2 separate regions of the Homo sapiens genome follow, and region 1 is linked to region 2. A link is an interaction called in ENCODE POLR2A ChIA-PET data of the cell type or tissue named here. Cell type or tissue: CD4-positive, alpha-beta T cell. All regions are shown on one strand. Each heading gives the region's core, and the rest is flanking DNA. Links, peaks and the distances in the headings are about the cores only. Region 1 overlaps INO80E (INO80 complex subunit E). Region 2 has its middle 8.5 kb from the start of C16orf54.

Region 1 (4,324 bases), core at 1-4,000, 250 kb after region 2:
CCTTTCCAGTCATACACGCATGTCTGCTTGTGTGTGTACATGTGGGGGCCTGGTGCAGGGCGTGGGGGTGCTGTTCAGAGTTGGACCCCCCATCATCCATCCTGCCAGCCTCCTATACCCTGAGGCCTGACCCACCCTGGCCCCCACACCACCCCAGCAGCGGAGATGAGGGTAAGTGAGGGCTCCTTAGGAAGCAGAGAGGAGGCCACAGGGCCAAATGTGACACTCAGAAGGGCCACTGGAGACCACGCATGGCGTTTCCTGCCAGCCCACTCAGCATCTAGCCCAGGGCCAGACTGGACACTGCCCCGCAGGACCCAGCAGGCCTAAGCCTCAGGACCTCCATGTCCACACCAGGTTCAGCCTCCTCTGCTGGCACGTGACTTCTCCCCGTTTCCCGCCCCCCAGTGTCCTGAGGCTGGGAGGGCATTAACAGAAACCACCTGACACACAGCAGGTGCCCAGTTTGTGCCCACAGACAAAGCACGGGGACTGCAGAGGAGACCCACAGAGCTCTCTAGGGAGGGTTTGTGAGGACCTGGCAGCGGGGGGGAGCTGAAGGGTTGAGCAGGGCAGAGGCCACTTCCCACCCTCAGAGGACAAAGCAGGACTTCTGACAAATAGAGCAGGATGCCCAGGGGGAGGGGCTGCCTGTCGTCCCGCAGGCGGCACTCCCGCCCCGAGGCCCCGAGTGGCACGGTGACGCGCTCAGGTCTGTGTTTTAGAGCGCGCGCTCTGGCTGCCGTGCGGAGGAGCTGGATCTGGGAGAGGCTGCGGGCAGGGAGTCCAGTTAGGAGGCTGGGACCGCAGCCCAGGTGAGCTAAGAGGAGGGCTGGGCCTAGGCCACAGCTGCCGGGACCCCGAGGAGGGGCCCATCCAAGACATAATACAAGCTTCTTGGGGGCAGATAAGCCGCTGGGGCTCCTGGCTCAGGCAGCCTGCAATACCCTCCACCGAACCAGTGAGTGCCGCAGAAGAGGGAGAGGAGGAGTAGGGAGAGGAAGCTGGTGGCAGGTGGCACCTCCGGGGCCGGCAGGCAGGCAAGCACTCCAGGCCGACTCCGCCTCTGGCTTAACCCCTGTCTCAGGGCAGCCCAGGCGCCTCCCTGGAGAGGGCAGGTGCCCGGGCCTTTCCCTCCCGGTTTCCTGTGAGACACCCCCATCCCCTCATCTCACCTCTATCACCACCCCCAGGCACTTGCTGGTTTGAGGCTCTCGAGGGGCTGAGGGGGGCAGGCCCTGAGTGCAGCATGGGTTGGCCCAGCTGTGCCCAGGGCCTCTTCCCCCTCCCCAGAGCTGCCCTGGGGGGCAAAGCCTAGTCTCCTGAGGCCCCAGTGCCTCCCTGACTAGTCCCCCTGTGTTTCTTCCCCCTGCTGCAGATGGCGGTGGGACCCCCCGACTGCCCTGTGGGAGGGCCGCTGACCTTCCCTGGCCGGGGTTCTGGGGCTGGGGTCGGGACAACCCTGACCCCCCTCCCACCCCCTAAGATGCCCCCCCCCACGATCCTGAGCACGGTCCCTCGGCAGATGTTCAGCGATGCAGGTAGCGGGGACGATGCCTTGGATGGAGACGATGACCTGGTGATCGACATCCCGGAGTGACCGTGACATCACGCCATGCCCACCACGGCCCCGCCCGGCGCCCTCCCCGTGCCAGCACACACGAGTCCAGCTTCCTCGGAGGTGTTTATTGATGCCCAGCTGCCATGCTCCGGCCACTGACACAACCAGAAAAGGCGTAAACATGCACGGGTGTCCCCCAGGAGGGTGGCAGGGGCCCTGCCTTCAAACCCCGGCCCCCTCCAGGGGACAGTTATTTAAACGAGTGGCCGGGAGCATCTGCCACCTGCTGGGGAGGCAGAGACCCTGCAATGGCCACCTCTTTAAAAGGGCAGCTGTACAGGGCTAGGTTTTTTCAATGAAGTTTCTGTATTAAAGGAGTGGCTCTGGGTTTGTTTTTTGTCCTTTTTTTTTGAGACATTCTCCTCCTCTGAACCTCCCCTAATCCGACCTCCTCCCTGTTGGGGGAGAGGGACGGGGCAGCGTGGAGAGGCAGGAGTGAGGAGCGCGGGGGCCTGGGGCCGGGCTCTGAGCACTGCCCGGGTGTGCAGATGATGGGGGGTTTGCATATTTGCAGGGACTAGCGAGTCAGGCAGGAGGTTTGCATATGTGAATATAGAACTCCGCAGCCCCTCATGAGCAGACAGACCCGGGTCACGGAGACTCACAAAAATAGGTAGTGCAGGGTGGGGGCAGCCCACCCTGTGTAAACGTGCAACACACTCGTGCGAAGGTTGGGTACTGGACCCGGCTCGATGGGCCTGTGCCGGGACACTGCTGTCCACTCAGGCTGAGGACAGAGCCCCGGCCGCAGGGGGCAGCTCACTGGTCAGGGTGTGCCAGCGCTCCAGGGCTGCGTCCGGCTGCTGCAGGCAGTCACTCCAGTGCTTCCGAGCCTCGCCTCGGGCACCTGGCCCCAGGGACACGCCACCTGGGGAGCAGGTGGGCAGGGTCAGGGCCACCTCCCTGCCACTTGCCCGCCCTCAACACCCGCAGCCAGCTCCTCCCTCACCAATGAAGTCATTGGATTTGCCAATGTCATAGTCCCAGACGGTGACTTCCAGGGTCTTGGTGGCCAGAGTGGAGAGCTCTATCTCGTAGAAAAACTCCTAGGGACAAGGCCGGCCACCCGTTCGTGAGCCAGCTCCCCAGCCCCTCCCTGGCCTCCCTCCATGTCCCGTCCCCTCCTGGGTACCTCGTTAAATTCTGGGTTGAGAGTCTTCTTCTTCACACACGTCTTATGCTTGGATTTCTTGTCCACATCGGGCCTCAGGTACCTGGGGGTGGGGTGGAGGGAGACGAACTGAGGGGTGAGGGACAGGCCAGGCCCAACTCAGGCCAGGGCAGGCTCCCTGGGGAGGAGAGGGTCAGAGCAAGGGCTCACGTCTTGACGTAGGGGTCCGAGTAACCGTTGACGTCCATGGCAGCCAGATGGGCGCAGCGCAAGATGCCTACCAGCAGTCCCCGGCGCCGCGAGCTGTAGCTGAGACTCAGCAGGATGCGGCCACGCTCCTCCAGCAGCCCCTGCCCCTGCTCCGCCTGCTCCAACTGCGGGGCACAGACTCAGGGTCAGCCTGGGCCCCTGCAGCCTCCCACCCACATGCATCCCCATCCCCATGAGGTGCCTCACCTCCTTCAGATAACAGGAGATGCCCCTCAGCGCCGCTGACATGGAAGAGGGGGACGCCAGCTGAGGGGGCAAAGAGAAGGTTCTGGAAGCCTGGCCTCCCCAGGGCCCCCTCCCCTGGCGCCCCTGCAGCCCCCACACAGACCGGGACCTGGCGCTCGAGGCAGATGTTAAAATGCTTCTTCTGCGAAGGCTTGAGGCGGCGGAGGGGCACGCGGATCTCCCCAATAAACTCATTGTGACTCAGCTTGTCCTCATCACAGACGGCGATCCTGGTCGGGAACTGCAGTGTCAGGGCCCCTGGGGTACCTGAGCCCCGTTCCGGGGTGTAGGAAGGGCCTTGGACCAGCCCAGCTCTGCCCTAAACACTACGTCTCATCTGGAAGACAGGCTGGCACTTGAGAAGGACAAGCAGATTTGCCCATTCCTCTGTCCCTCCCTCTGCAGCCACCCGGCTGTCCCTGGTCCATCAGGACATGCTCAGCCATTGTGGGAAGCCCTCAGAAATCTTGGAGCACGCTGCTCACTGCCTCCATTCAGGGCCTGGGGGCAGGAGCCGAACACCACGGTGGATGTGGCCATAGACACAGGCCGTGAGAGCTAGAAGGGCCTTGGAGCCTTGGGCAGCCAGACCAGTACCCCACGCCTCCTCGGGAACCCCCGTCCTTTTCCTGCATGCAGCAGAGAGCCAGCCCCGCAGGGACTCACTAAGAAATGATTGCTTTCCAGCCACCTGTCCTCCTGCAGTCCCTGCCCTGCCTCCGCAGTGACCCACTACCAGGCTGGGCATCTGTGGCATGGAGGATGGGCAGATCCCAGCCCTGCCACTTCTGAGCCACCTGTGTGACCTTGGGCAAGTCACTTGATCACCCTATGCCTCAATTCCCATCTGTAAATGGAGATAGTCAAGGGAAAGAAAGAAATGTGAAAATGCTAAGCCTGGGCTGGGCCCTGGTGAGCGCTCATTTTTTGGTCTCATTCTGGTTTTGGCCTCTGGCCTCCCCTCCATTCCACCCGAATAGCTGAAACCAAGGTGGCCTCTCTGCTGCACAGCCCTGACCATCAGGGAAGGTCCCAGCTGCAAATCCAAGCACAAAGGCAGAGGTCTCTCCAGAGCCTGGGTTTCGCTGCCCGCCACC
Region 2 (4,377 bases), core at 274-4,273:
CTGTAATCGCAATAATCACACTTTTTCTTTTTCTTTTTTCTTTTTTTTTTGAGACGGAGTCTTGCCCTGTTGCCCAGGCTGGAGGGCAATGGCACAATCTCGGCTCACTGCAACCTCCGCCTCCCAGGTTCAAGTAATTCTCCTGCATCAGCCTCCCGAGTGGCTGGGATTACAGGCATGCACCACCACGCCCGGCTATTTTTTTTTTTTTTTTTTTTATCTTTAGACAGAGTTTCACCATGTTGGCTGGGCTGGTCTCAAACTCCTGACCTCATGATCCATCCGCCTCAGCCTCTCAAAGTGCTGATATTACAGGCGTGAGCTACTGTGCCTAGCAACACTTTTTCTTTTTCTTTTTTTTTTTTTTTTTTTTTTTTTGAGACGGAGTCTCACTCTGTCACCCAGGCTGGAGTGCAGTGGCATGATCTCAGCTCACTGCAACCTCCGCCTCCCAGGTTCAAGCAATTCTCCTGCCTCAGCCTCCCGAGTAGCTAGGATTACAGGTGTGTGCCACCATGCCTGGCTAATTTTTGTATTTTTAGTAGAGATGGGGTTTCACTATGTTGGTCTCAAACTCCTGACCTGGTGATCCACCCCCTTCAGCCTCCCAAAGTGCTGGGATTACAGGCATGAGCCACCATGCCCTGCGTCACTTTTTCTTTTAATTAATTTAAAAAAATTTGTTTTTAGACAGAGTCTCACTCTGTTGCCCAGGCTGGAGGGCAGTGGCTTGATCTCAGCTCACTGCAACCTCCACCTCCTGGGTTCAAATGATTCTCCTGCCTCAGCCTCCTGAGTAGCTGGGATTACAGGTGCGCACCACCATGCCTGGCTATTTTTTTTTTTTTTTGAGACGGAGTCTTGCTCTGTTGCCCAGGCTGGAGTGCAATGGCATGATCTCGGTTCACTACAACCTCTGCCTTCCAGGTTCAGGCGATTCTCCTGCTTCAGCCTCCCAAGTAGCTGGGATTACAGGTGCCCGTCACCATGCCCAGCTAATTTTTGTATTTTTGGTAGAGATGGGGTTTTGCCATGTTGGTCAGGCTGCTCTCCAACTCCTGACCTCAGGTGATCTGCCCGCCTCGGCCTCCCAAAGTGCTGGGATTACAGGTGTGAGCCACTGCGCCCGGCCATTTTAATTTAAATAGAGATGGGGTCTTGCTGTGTTCCCCAGGCTGGTCTCAAACTCCTGGCCTGGAGCAGACCTCCCACCTCGGTGTCCTGAAGTTCTGGGATTATAGGCATAAGCCACCATACCTAGCCTAATCTAAACACTTTGGGAGGCAGGAGGATTGCTTGAAGATAGTAGTTCAAGACCAGCCTGGGCAACACAGTGAGACTCCATCTCTACCAAAAAAAAAAAAAAATTAGCTGGGCATGGTTCCATGTGCCTGTAGTCCTAGCTACTCAAGAGGCTGAGGCAGAGGATCACTTGAGCCCAGGAGTTCGAGGTTACAGTGAGTTATATCATGCTACCTGGACAGCAGAGCAAGACCCTGTCTCTAACAACAACAAAAAATTATACAAACACAGATCATTTTGTTTAAAACTGGATTTGTAGTCTTATAACCCTTGTGTCAGACCCTGACACCTTAAAACATCTAGTAGAGATAAATATAAAACTGTCTGGCCAGTAAACCCAAGCAAAAATGTATGCTGATAATTCTGAAGACATTTCTATTTTTATTTTACCAATACTTTTTTTCTTTGTCTTTTTTTTTTTTTTTTTTTTTTTTTTAAAGAGAGTTTTCCTTGGTCACGCCAGCTGGAGTGCAGTGGCATGATCTCAGCTCACTGCAACCTCTGCGTCCTGGGTTCAAACAATTCTCCTGCCTCAGCCTCCCAAGTAGCTGGGATTACAGGCACTTGCCTCCACACCCAGCTACCTTTTTTGTATTTTTAGTAGAGACAAGGTTTCCTCATGTTGGCCAGGCTGATCTCAAACTCCTGACCTCAGGTGATCCACCCACCTCACCCTTCCAAAGTGCTGGGATTACAGGTGTGAGCCACCAAGCCTAGCCTATTTTACCAATAGTTTTAAAACCAGCTTATTTATTAAAGATTAAAGATTTACGGCAGGGCACGGTGGCTCATGCCTGTAATCCCAGCACTTTGGGAGGCCAAGGTGGGCGGATCACGAGGTCAGGAGATCGAGATCATCCTGGCTCATAGTGAAACTCCATCTCTACTAAAAAAAATACAAAAAAGTAGCCAAGTGTGGTGGCCCACGTGTGCCTGTAATCCCAGCTACTCGGGAGGCTGAGGCAGAATTGCTTGAGCCTGGGAGACGGAGGTTGCTGTGAGCTGAGATCATGCCACTGCACTTCAGCCTGGCCGACAGAGCGAGACTCTACCTCAAAAAAAAAAAAAAGAAAGAAAAAAAATTTTTTTTTCAGTTTCGGCTGATTGAGGTGGCTGGTGCCTGTAACCCCAGCACTTTGGGAGGCCGGTGTGGGAGGATTGCTTAAACCCATGAGCTCAAGACCAGACTGGGCAACAAAGTGAGACCTCATCTGTACAAAAAATGAGAAAATTACCTGGGCATAGTGGTGCATGCCTGTAGTCCCAGCTCAGGATTCAACTGGGGAGGTCGAGGCAGGAAAACTGCTTGAGCTCAGGAGGTTGAGCTGTGTTTGTGCCAGTGCACTCCAGCCTGGGCATGAGAGTGAGACTGTCTCAAAAAACTGTTTTTTATCAGTTTCAAATGAGTTTAGGGTTAAATTTTCAATTGTTTACATTTTAGCCAGGATTGGCTAAATTGTATAAGAAATACAAAATATCTAAGTGCCCTGGAACTAGTAACACGTCTATGTTTTGTTTGCTGATCTGGTTTGATTTGCAAATGTGGGCAGGAAAGAACTTTAGCAGGTGTTTTTTTTATTTTGTTTTTGTTTTTGCCTTTTGGCCTCTGTGTGACAGAAAAAGCAACATTTTTATGCTGGACAGAGATACCTTACATTATTGCTCTGAGCTCAAGGTTTCAACTTCTTTGATCTAAGAGAGTCTAACTTTTATAGACCTTTTTTTTGGTGTTTTATTTTATTTTATTTTATTTGAGACGGAGTCTTGCTCTGTTGCACAGGGTGGAGTGCAGTGGCGTGATCTTGGCTCGCTGCAAGCTCCACTTCCCAGGTTCAAGAGATTCTCCTGCTTCAGCCTCCTGAGTAATTGGGACAACAGGCACGTGCCACTGCGCCTGGCTAATTTTTTATATTTTTAGTAGAGACGGGGTTTCACCATATTGGCCAGGCTGGTCTCGAACTGTTTTTTTTTTTTTTTTTTTTTTTTTTTTTTTTTTTTTGAGACGGAGTTTCGCTCTGTCGCCCAGGCTGGAGTGCAGTGGTGCGATCTCGACTCACTGCAAGCTCCGCCTCCCGGGTTCACGCCATTCTCCTGCCTCAGCCTCCCGCGTAGCTGGGACTACAGGCGCGCACCACCATGCCCGGCTAATTTTTGTATTTTTAGTAGAGACGGGGTTTCACCGTGTTAGCCAGGATGGTCTCGATCTCCTGACCTCGTGATCCACCCATCTCGGCCTCCCAAAGTGCTGGGATTACAGGTGTGAGCCACCGTGCCCGGCCCCGGTCTCGAACTCTTGACCTCGTGATCCGCCCGCCTCAGCCTCCCAAAGTGCTGGGATTACAGGCGTGAGGCACCGCGCCTGGCCTTATAAACATTTGTCTAGTTATTTTTCTTTCTTCCTTTCTCGCTTTCTTTCTTCTTTTTTTTTTTTTTTTTTTTTTTTTTTTTTTTGAGATGGAGTCTTGCTCTGTCACCCAGGCCAGGGTGCGTTGGCGTGATCTTGGCTCACTGCAACCTCCACCTCCTGGGTTCAAGCAATTCTCTCATCTCTGCCTCCTGAGTAGCTGGGACTATAGACATGCACCACCACACCTGGCTAATTTTTGTATTTTTAGTAGTGACGGGGTTTCGCCATGTTGGGCAGGCTGGTCTCCAACTCCTGACCTCAAGTGATCCGCCTGCCTTGGCCTCACAAAGTGCTGGCATTACAGGCGTGAGCCACCACACCTAGCCTTTTTCTTTAGATTATTACTTTTTCAATTAAGTGTTTCATCACTCTAAGCAATTGTTAGGCAAACCTAATTTTATGTTTTTAAAACATGGCTAGCTGTCACGCCCGTAATCCCAGCACTTTGGGAGGTCAAGGTGGGCAGATCATGAGGTCAGGAGATCGAGACCATCCTGGCCAACATGGTGAAACCCCATCTCTACTAAAACTACAAAAATTATCTGGGTGTGGTGGCAGGTGCCTGTAATCCCAGCTACTCGAGAAGCTGAGATATGAGAATCGCTTGAACCAGGGAGGCGGAGGTTGCAGTGAGCCGAGATCACACCACTGCACTACAGCCTGGTGGC

Evidence for each region. Peaks named below come from ENCODE experiments on the same cell type or tissue, not always from the same donor. Only the 100,000 strongest peaks of a DNase experiment are listed, where the experiment ranks them.
Region 1: POLR2A ChIA-PET joins it to region 2 with 6 read pairs; 1 of 35 experiments calls an interaction of 5 or more read pairs at or near these places.

Annotation. Positions count from the first base shown.
Region 1 is chr16:30,003,843-30,008,166 of GRCh38, forward strand. It overlaps INO80E (INO80 complex subunit E), which reads left to right. Exons shown (of 7, transcript NM_173618.3): 7 at 1,379-1,949. The coding sequence ends at 1,600. DOC2A (double C2 domain alpha) reads right to left here. Exons shown (of 11, transcript NM_003586.3): 6 at 3,331-3,457; 7 at 3,189-3,248; 8 at 2,943-3,106; 9 at 2,754-2,835; 10 at 2,571-2,667; 11 at 1,672-2,489. The coding sequence ends at 2,344. Among named protein-coding and RNA genes, the nearest start is that of DOC2A, 5.0 kb to the right of the region's middle. RefSeq lists an enhancer at 1-667. In CD4-positive, alpha-beta T cell, for the core only: CTCF peaks have their summits at 1,865 (motif pointing left) and 2,065; a DNase peak (open chromatin) is centred at 1,829; H3K27me3 peaks cover 221 bases.
Region 2 is chr16:29,752,286-29,756,662 of GRCh38, forward strand. No RefSeq gene overlaps it. Among named protein-coding and RNA genes, the nearest start is that of C16orf54, 8.5 kb to the left of the region's middle. RefSeq lists a silencer at 2,062-2,111 and enhancers at 2,292-2,361, 2,802-2,861. In CD4-positive, alpha-beta T cell, for the core only: no CTCF peak of the experiment used is centred there; a DNase peak (open chromatin) is centred at 2,356; H3K4me3 peaks cover 684 bases.